Regions from separate parts of the Mus musculus genome. Here region 2 is linked to region 1. The links are chromatin loops, found by intact Hi-C in ENCODE. Cell type or tissue: gastrocnemius. All regions are shown on one strand.

Region 1 (5,000 bases):
CATCCTTGCTGTATTCCTTTGCTGGGTGGAACATTTCCCTACTTTTGTCTCAATTAGCATGTCCTTCTTTAAGATGTAGTTCATAGACCCTTCTGACTTCCCCATCAACCCTTTGTGCACTGCTGTCGTCCTTCACAGCTCCACCCTGCAAATCTGAATCGACAGGGACTCCTCTCTTCATTTCACTTTGAAGGATAACCGTACCAGCTATATTTTACAGTTCTGTGTTTAATTAAGAGGTATTTGTAAACTCTTACTAGCAGGGCCTGGGAAATAGGAAGCAAGGTGGTGTGTAGGTGTGTAGGTGTGTAGGTGGCAGCCAGCTTTACCAGCACCCCCTAGCACTATGGCTCTAGCTGAACATTGACAGTTGTCACACTCTAGTGGCACTATGCTCTTCTTAAAATCATGTTCTTGGGGTTTGTCTATGTCCTTAGACCAGTGTCTGTCTATTAAGCCAGTGCTCAGTAAGTTTTTGTTGAATTTAACCATCAAAGCCTTGTCCCTGGGTTCCTCTGCTGAGAAAAAAATGGTGAGAGTATTTTGTCCCTGTGGTTACTTTTCACATTTCCTACTATCTTGCCAATTTCAAAAGTCTTCTCTGACTGATACTACCTGCCTTGTGTGTCCTGTGGTCAAAGAATGTAGTGTTTGTGTTGATAATTGCCCAACATTTTTACAAAGCCCCCATCCTCTGCTTGAAGGCTCTGGTACTTTAAGGCTCATGCACATTAAGGCTATCCAGTCCTCAGGCTTATCCAAATTTTATTCTGCTTTTATTCAGCCTTAGTTAGTTTTCCATTGTACTTTATTTCAGTAAGGATGGAGACAAACATTAGCTGGTAAGAGTCTGGGGACATTGACCAGTGCTTGCTGTCCATGCAACTTGAGTTTGGTCCACTAGCACCCATGTCAAAGCTGAGTTTGGTGATGTAACGGGGCATTAGGGGGTTCAGCAGTGCTGTCACCAGCCAGACAAGTTCCAGCCTGCCCTCTGAGCTCCAAGTTCATAGAGAGATTCTGTATTGAGGGGATGAAGGGGAGAGTGATTTAACAAGACACTTGATGTCTCCTTCTGGCTTCAGTGTGCATCATGGGTACCCACAGCCACTCATTTGTGTATACACAGAGAGAGAGAGCGAGAAAGAGAGAGAGAGAGAGACAGAGACAGACAGACACACACAGGCACATATGCACACACACTGACACACAAACAGACATATGCAGGCACATATGCACACACACAAACACACACACAGGTATGAACGCACATAAGTGAACATGTATATTGGGAACTTGTTGGAGACACAGCTCAAAGGTTTAAAACACTTCCAGAGTACTTGCACTTAGTTCTCATCGGCCACAGCAGGAGACACTCATCCACCTGTAAACCTAGCTCTGCGAGACCTGGCACTATGGACTTGTGGAGTACCTGCACACCGTGGCAGAGTCTCTTTCTCTGTCTCTGTCTTTGTCTCTGTCTCTATTTCTCTGTCTCTCTCTGTCTCTGTCTGTGTTTGTGTCTGTGTTTCTCATAAATAAAAATAAAATCTTTTTTTAAAAAAGAAATGAATATTACAATAAATATAAAAATGGCTCTAAAAGGTCAAGAGAAGACCCCTAGCTAGATTTAAAAATCTATTCTTCTGGATAACAGGTTCCATGGTGATGGAGTCTTAGTGCTTAAAAAGAGCTCAGCAGTTATTAACCCTCTGCTGTATGCCTACCAACACAGAGACAAATGACTTGCTTAAGATTTCTTAATCCATTAGTGAGAGAGCCAGACTGGAAAAGCCAGTCTAAGCTTCCTAGCATCACAGTCCTCCTAAATAATGTGACATTTCCCAACTGTGACACTTGGGGAGGACAGGAGGATGATTCCTCTCTGCAGTCCTTTTGTCTGTGTGCCCCCAAGTAGGGTTTCCCCTGTTGTGCTTGTTCAAACAAACACAAACAGCCTTTGCCACCTGGAAACTTACAGCCTAGCCTTTTGTAGTGTGAATGGCAGTGGTAAGTAATGAGCTGTGACTGAGAGAAGGCTCAGCTGGGGGGTGGCAGGGATGAAGTGCGGAGGGAACTGTGAAGCGGCTCAGGGAGAGGGTTTTTATTTTTATCTCCTCTCCCACAATTTAAAGTAGTCGACACGCCTACAGAACGTCTTGTTTAGCAGGCCAGAAACCACGGCTGTCACATTTAGGACACTCGCCAACCCGTCCTTAGGTTGTTTTGCCTTCAGAATTGTTGGGGGACTAAATTCAAGTGGCGATACGTATACCTTGTAATTTTAGTGTCATGCTGTCTTGCTCATCTGAAGCTTGCGATGATGCCTTTGAAAAACATCACATTACATGAATGGATGAGACAGGCTGAGAAAGGGTGATGTGGAAAGACTAACAACCATCCTTTAGTCACAAATTAATTCCATAAATAATAGGATTTACCTCCTGTGCACAGCTTTGAATTGTGCTTTGGTGTCTTGTCCCGGGGTAGCTGCTCACTCTGCCTGTCTCTTCATCTTGCCCGGTATGTGTGTGTTAGACTGCTGTGACTCTTTGCTTGGGGCCTGTCCCTTCTGTCAAGGCTAAGGAACACATCCTGGGCCTTCCCTAGACCAGACATCTCCTGCCTGTAGGACGTAGTGCCCCCTGCTGGACAAGCTGTCCTGCCTCTGCAGGAGAGGACCCTGCTGCAGTGACAGCTTTGTTTGGGACTTTTATGTAATTTGGATGGCAGACGCACCCTTTGTATACCTGCCAAGCCCTGGCAAGTCAAGTGTCCAGAGAACTGTGCGTGATCCCTGTCCTGTGAAATTCTTAGCCTGACTCATGCCTTCTCTTGCCATGTTTTTACTTCTATCTGCCAGGGGATTTTGGATATAGGCAACCTGGCCAACTCCATGAGTGTCTGTAATAGACTACTCTCACTGACTGGCCAGTATATTAGTTTACTTATCATCATCATCGTCGTCATCGTCATCATCATCATCATCACTTCATAGAGTATAGTGGGCACATCATTGTGAGCCTTTTGCCGTTTAAAAAACCGAGTTCTTTTGAAATATGCCCTGCACAATTCTTAAACCAAAGACATAAGTAACAAGAGGCGAGCCAAAATTTTAGCTGTGAAATAAATGTAGCTTGGAAAATAAAATTGGGGAAAATGTTAAATTCGGCATCTGGAAAGAAGTTTTCCATCATTTTTATTCAAATACTTATTTTCATTAAAACTAGAGGACTTTTTCACATTTGTTTTGTCCTGACTATAAGAGGCATTATTACCAAAGTATGCAGACTGCTTACAAACAAAACAATGCTTTCTTAATAAATGCTATATTTATTTACTTACGGGGCAGTGTGTGTGTGTGTGTGTGTGTGTGTGTGTGTGTGTGTGTGTTGCACTTGTGAAGTGCAAAACTTATCAGAGTCAGTTCTCTCTTACCACATGGGTCCTGGGAATCAAACTTAGGTCACCTACCTTGGTGGCAAGTACCTTTACCTTCTGAGCTTTATAGAAATTCTTCAAAATGCTTTTTGTGACTAAGTAAAGTATTATAGAATTTATTATTCAAAGCTATACTCAACCTTACATTACATATTTTACCAATGATCAACTTAAAAATAGCACCAAATACATTTTTTAAAAAACATGTAATATTACCTTTTTTTTTCTCCCAGCTTTCTTGCTTCTGAAGAAAACAGATAATCATTGCACTATGGAAAACTAGACTATTATTTTGAAAGCTTCTGCTATAGCCAGACACAGATTACTTGTTTTGGGCTGGGTTTCTGTTTCATTCTTCTGCACTGTCTGTCTCTTAGAATTAGTTACGTTTGGTGCTTCGTCCTCTTTTGTATCTGAGCAGTTTTTCCCAAGCCTTCCTGAATTTGAGGAGAATAGTCGCTATCGCTATACTACAGAGCCTGGCTGGACATAGGAGGAGAGTTATAGTCCTCCTGGAACCATATTTTGATGCTATCATTCCCCCACCCCATCGGGCACTACTACCACAACTCCCACCACCCCCACAATCAACACACCACTATCATCACAGCCATCACACGGCTAGTACTTAGCAAGTGTCATCTGTTAATTCCATATTCGTTTAGTGTTCATCACGTCTCCGGGGACAGTGGCATTCTATCAGATTTGCCATCTTAAATATCTTGCTATAATTTGCATCATCACTGATATTTTAGCCACTCTCAAGTCAGATATCGAATTAACTTTACATGTAAAATATTCTAGGCAAGTGCCTGTGAGGCAGAAACATGACTCAAGGCCCAAAGGTGGGGTGCCTCTGAGCCTGGTGACCTTAGTTTAACTCCCAGAACCCACATGCTAAAAGGAGAGAAAGATCCCAGTAAGCTGCCCTCTGACCTCAGTGCACACTGTGCCAAAATGAGAGAGAGAGAGAGAGAGAGAGAGAGAGAGAGAGAGAGAGAGAGAGAGAGAGCTCACCTTTACTCAAATGCACATCATATACTGTACTCAATAAATAGAAAATGAAAATGTAGTGATTTATAGAGACTATCTAACACTTGAAATGCCATTGCCTCTTCAGATTTCTGTGTTAAACTTCTGTGAAACAATAGTTCCTCTGATATAAACATTGCCTTCCTAGACTGTAAAAAGTTCCTTCAAACAGAGTTCTTGGACTAGTGCTGTAGTTGAGACCAAGTTCTGGATCAAATCTAGCAGTTTGGAATACTGAATGCATTAGCTGTGTACAATGCTGGCAACAGAATAAAGAGGGGGTGGGGGGAACGACAGGTCAGGCTATCTGTCTTTGCCGTACAGTAACCTTTCCATTGGACCATGTGGGTTCCAGGGCTTGGGTATGGGGCAGGGAAGCTACTGAGGTGTCCCTTCGTGGGTGCAGGAGGTCAGGGTGTTTCTTTTTCTAATACTCTTCTGAATTTGTAAAGGAGAAAGATGATAATGAAGACGATTGTTCATTTCCCCAAAGTCAGCTCTGCATGGAAAATATAACTCTTCTCAAA
Region 2 (5,000 bases), 70 kb before region 1:
TGACCAGATAGCTTCTCTGAGCTCAGCACAAAATGGAGGACTCCCAATTCTCTGACCTTGTCTGGGAAGCCTGATTCCCCACAACTTCTACCTAGGGGAAGGAACGTCCAGTAGTCCTTGGCAGACCTACAAGTTCAGTTTCCTCTTTTCCTCTTGCTCTTTTCCCAATAAGAATCCACCGAGCAAGTACCTGGGGATTCCTGGAATGTCTCTCCATGGAAATGAGCTATTCACAGAACTTTAAAACTTTAGCCAATGATTTTCACTTACCAGGAAAGTGCCTTACCACTCTCCAAAGTTCATATATACCCTTGGTCCACCCCAATAGAGGTATTCACCCAAGCTAAGATTGGCAAAAGAGCTGTTTCATTGAAGATACTCAGAGAAGGCCTTTGCCCAAATGATCTGTAACACTAAGATTCTCAGAGAAGGTCTCTCTCCTTTATCCCAGTTCCCTGACCTCACTCTCCACCCCTCACTCCTGCAGAACTCCACCCATTTGGGAAACTGGCTGGCTGTCCAACATTCATACCATAGTGAAAGAGGATGTTTTATGCTCATCTTATCAGAAAAGTTAGGTATCTTATGTCATGTGTAAAAGTGAAATATGGTGTGCAATTCGATGAAAAAACATTTATTGGGGGAGATGGCTCTGTGGGAGAATGGCTTGTGTGCAAGCCTGAGAAGGTGTGTTGGGAGAGATAGAAGTGTAGCCTTATAATTCTGGTGTTCCTACAGGGAGATGGGTGTTAGAGACATGTAAATAGCTGTAAATTCAGAAGTCTGCATGCTATCCTGGTGTGTGTAGCTAGGGACAATAAGGGCACCCTGTTCAAACAAGGTGAAAGGTAAGGACTGGAGGCCATCCTCTGACCTCCACAAGGGTACCATGTGCTTGTGACAGAATGAACAAACTGAACAAGGAGATAAACAGTAAGGGGACAAAGAAGAACTTTGCAGAACTTTCTCACTGACTCTTGTAAGCAAAGGCTGTGCTTTGTAGAGCACAAGTTTCCTGTGTGTTCTTTAATGCTGACAAGCCTTCCCCACAACTGACCTGGTCCCAAGAGGTAGGTGTTGGTATTCTGTCTGGACTCCACCCCCACAGTTACCTGGCATTAGCCAGGTAGGCCTGACCCACTATAAAAGGGGCTGATTGTCTCCTCCTCCCTCTCTTGTGCTCTTGCCTCTCTTGCTCATTGCTCCCTTGCTCCCCCACCCCCATTCCTTTCCCCTCTCTCTCCATGTGGTCTCTACTTCTCTACTCTCTCCTTCTCTCTGCCTTTCTCTGCCTCTACTATTCTCTTAACTCCCCTCCCCCTGCCCTGAATAAACTCTATTCTATACTATACAGTCCTGTGACTGGTCCCTCAGGAAGAAGGGATGGCTTGACATGGGCCCCACCAAGACACCCCCTTCCCCACACCCCACCAGCTAGAACATATCTTTATAGCTCTTTCTCTTTTTATGATCACAACAGTAGGTTCTATGTAGTCCAGACTCTTGACACGTTCTTAAGAGACTTAAGGCACTTTTTACAATGTCATCTATGAATCTACAAATTTTATTTAAAAACGGGGCCATATCTATTAGCTATAGGTCACCGAGAAAAATGCCATTTTCTATGGAATCCAAATACCTGCCTTCAGAACCTTTGAAGATTGATTTCTCGGAGTAGTTGAAATCAAGTTCTTGTTTCTTTAGAGGTAAGAAATAGACCTTTTCCGTCAGTTGAAAAGAACTTGAATGGTCACTTTTTGAAGATAAACATTCCTGATGTATTATTAGTAATGATGGGGGTGAGTGAGAAGGAGAAACCATTAAGTTTCTTCAGTTTTGATATGCACCTCCACTGAACTCTGCATTTCACTCAAACAAAGAACAAAAATTAACCAGATGTATAAAAGTTCTTAACAGCCCGTTACACTTGCTCTTGGCCCTTTAGAGTCTGCCACAGTCAGAACATTTCATTTAAAAAGCCACCGACAATGAACCTTTTACGTCTGAGCACAGTTTAGCTTCCCGCAGACGTCACACGGTCAGAGAGGCACTCAGCCTGGGGTAGGACAGATGTGCTCAAGAATGTTCACCTTGCACTCCTGGGTGGCTCTGTGCAACTGGTTTAACCAGATCAGGAATCCTGTCTGACAGAAGTAAAGTAATAAAAAAGAAAAAGATGAAGAGATTAGACAAGTACTTGGGACCTGTGAACAAGGTTTTAAATACACATTTATGTCTTCATAGTACCAGGAAAGTCAGTGTGTGTGTTTGAACACACATGTACATTCATCACACACACACACACACACACACACACACACACACACACACACACACACCCTTCCCTGTTTTCAAAGGTCGCTTCCCTGGGGCATTCCTCAAGATTATTTAATAGTCTATCGAAGGGCAGGATTGAAAGTGGTTTGAGGGGGACTTTCCCAGAAAGGTTGAAGATGTTTGAGCTGCCAAGGTTAGCTCCCTCCCTGTTTTCCCTAACCTTGGTGGGCCTGGGCTAGGGAGCCTGCATCTGGCCTGTCCAGCTCTGGCCTCCTGACCCAGACAGCTCCCTCGCAAGGGAGCTCAGGGCCAAACCTAGGTCGCGCCGCCCCCAACCTCGGGGCTGTCTGCCAAGAGTTCGAGGCCACCCCAATCCGGATATGATGAAAGGGAGCCACAGAGAGAGAAGTGTTTGAAGAGTGTAGGAGTGGCAGCGCGAGGGTGAAAGAGACGCACAAGTGGATCCTAAAGTCCTTCCCGGAGGAGAGGGGCTGCCCGGAGGGAAGGGACGGAGTGCGCGGAGTCAGCGCGGGCGGCTGCCACTGTCGCTGCCACTCCCGGGGCCGGAGGGACGTGGTCAGGCTGCCAGGGCGTGATGGGGCCGCGGCCAGAGCCTCGCTGACTACCGGTGGCGGGAGGAAGGGACCCGGAACAGCCCACGGGGGGGATGCCAAGGTAGGTGGAGGTCCCTTAGGTCGCTCTGCCGCCGAGTCCCCGCGCGTCCCCTCCCAGCGCGCGCGTCCCGTTCGCAGCGTCCCCCCAGGCTGCTTTCAAATCCTAACTTCCCTGGGGTGGAGTTGGAGGAGGGACGCGGAGGGGGAGGGAATGGCCCAGGCATTGCGGCGTGCTGTGCTCTAAAAACAGTTGATCCTGCTGTCCCTTTTGCTTTTCCCGCCAGAGGCAGGCCGTTTCCTGCACCCAGCACCTAAGCAGCTGGGGTCCGTGCACCCCGCGGGGACGGCTCTGGCTCGGAGCGTGGCCCATGTCCTGCGCGGGTGAAGCCCTCGCTCCCGGGCCCGCGGAGCAGCAGTGCCCGGTCGAGGCGGGCGGCGGCCGGCTGGGCTCCCCGGCCCACGGTGAGTAACAAGTACTTGCGAGTTGCGAGTTTCTGGGACGTGCTTGCACACTTAGGGATGGGTGGTGGTGGTGGTGGGAGTGGGGAACTGCGAGGATGGGCTTCAACTTCGGAATTGTGAACTTTTGCACACTTATGTTACTTAAACAAGTCTGCCAGAGGATCACTGCCCCAGATCAACAACCGGATAGGAGGGCGGGATCCCTGGCCCCTCTATTCCCTTTTCTTGCTAGAAACTGGTTGACTAGATGGCTTCTACCTTCTGCCTAAGCACTTCTTGGCCTGGGACTCAGGAGGGGTGTGAAGTCTCCAACCCTTGTCTAGTACTCTTAAGTTCTTATGTTCTTTTCTCATGCAGGGCAGTCTCTGCTCTCTGAGCTAGCGTGGGCTCTCCTCATCTTTCTGGTTCTTGTGGGGTACTCTGACCCCCAGGTTAAGCATCCAGGTTTCTGAGACCAGTTTCTTTTGGAATGGCTCGTGCATATGTTTTCAATAACGTTTGTTTTGGAATAAACACGTTCCAAGAATGAATTAACTCTTTTGAGTTCTTCCAAAGGGAAAACAAAATCGTTTGCTTCTGGGAAGCTTCCATAACCACATTTTAAAATTCTTTGAAGGTAATAGACTTCAGGTGCTCTTTGGTGGCAGAACCAGACTCTCACCATTTCTCTTCCCTTTTCCAGTAAGGACAATTCCAATGAGGACAGTTCTGACTGGCAGACACCAGATAACTTTCCAGCTCTCCAAAACTCTTGATTTTAAGCATGTCTAAAATCTTGTCTCCCAGTACCCAAATATATACTGCCTTAAGTTTCTTTCTTCTCTTTTTAATTCGGGGGGTGGGGGGTGGGGAGGGGGGGGAGGAAAGGAGTTGCTGTTCTAACCAGAGTAGATAGTAGCAGAAAACATCCAAGCGTAAATTGAAATGTTATGTTTATCATTTCGATTTAGAAGAGTGACTCATTTCTTTTCCTAAACAGAGAGAATCCAAGTGATTAGCTGTAGAGAAGAACCAGATTGATAAACACGTTTTCTCAGAAGCAGCCCGTCTTACACACACTGCATTGTCAACATTGTCATCTCCCTGCCATTAGCCATGCCCGCCCACCCTCCACAGTCATAGCCACTCGTCGATAGGCTCTTTATACTCCCACTTCAGTCATTAATCACTCCTGGTAAACAATGCTTACGCCAAAAATCAACTGCAAACACTCCAGGTAAAACTATTGGGCCGGGTGTGGTTGTGCACGCCTTTAATCCCAGCACTTGGGAGGCAGAGGCAGGCGGATTTCTGAGTTCGAGGCCAGCCTGGTCTACAAAGTGAGTTCCAGGACAGCCAGGGCTATACAGAGAAACCCTGTCTCGAAAAACCAAAAAAAAAAAAAAAAAAAAAAAAAAAAAAAACCAAAAAAAAAAAAATTGGATTTGGAAATAGCCAATACGCACAAAATCTAGTGTTAACGCTAGGGATGGTTAAAATCTCCTGGAAGAACTTGTCATGGTACCTCCTGTGTACAAAGCTGCTTGGTGTCAGGTGATCTGCGCACAAGGAGGAAGACATCTCAAAGGGCCTGAGGTTAACGCTAGCTGCATACAACGTGTATATCTCTCTATGGAAAACCAATGTCCTCTTGCAATTGAACATTGC

What was found. Hi-C counts contacts between places; a loop is a spot of excess contacts. Peaks named below come from ENCODE experiments on the same cell type or tissue, not always from the same donor. Only the 100,000 strongest peaks of a DNase experiment are listed, where the experiment ranks them.
Region 2: it touches region 1 in a loop (2.4-fold over the local background); 13 of 42 quality-filtered maps call a loop at or near these places.

Annotation. Positions count from the first base shown.
Region 1 is chr6:15,787,660-15,792,659 of GRCm38, forward strand. The region is part of intron 4 of Mdfic (MyoD family inhibitor domain containing); the gene reads left to right. Among named protein-coding and RNA genes, the nearest start is that of Mdfic, 69 kb to the left of the region's middle. In gastrocnemius, a CTCF peak has its summit at 2,660 (motif pointing left); DNase peaks (open chromatin) are centred at 2,130 and 2,658; H3K27ac peaks cover 1,754 bases.
Region 2 is chr6:15,718,012-15,723,011 of GRCm38, forward strand. It overlaps Mdfic (MyoD family inhibitor domain containing), which reads left to right and starts at 2,650. Exons shown (of 5, transcript NM_175088.5): 1 at 2,650-2,952; 2 at 3,176-3,353. The coding sequence starts at 3,260. In gastrocnemius, no CTCF peak of the experiment used is centred here; DNase peaks (open chromatin) are centred at 2,652, 2,834, 3,106, 3,192 and 1 more place; H3K4me3 peaks cover 2,525 bases; H3K27ac peaks cover 2,140 bases.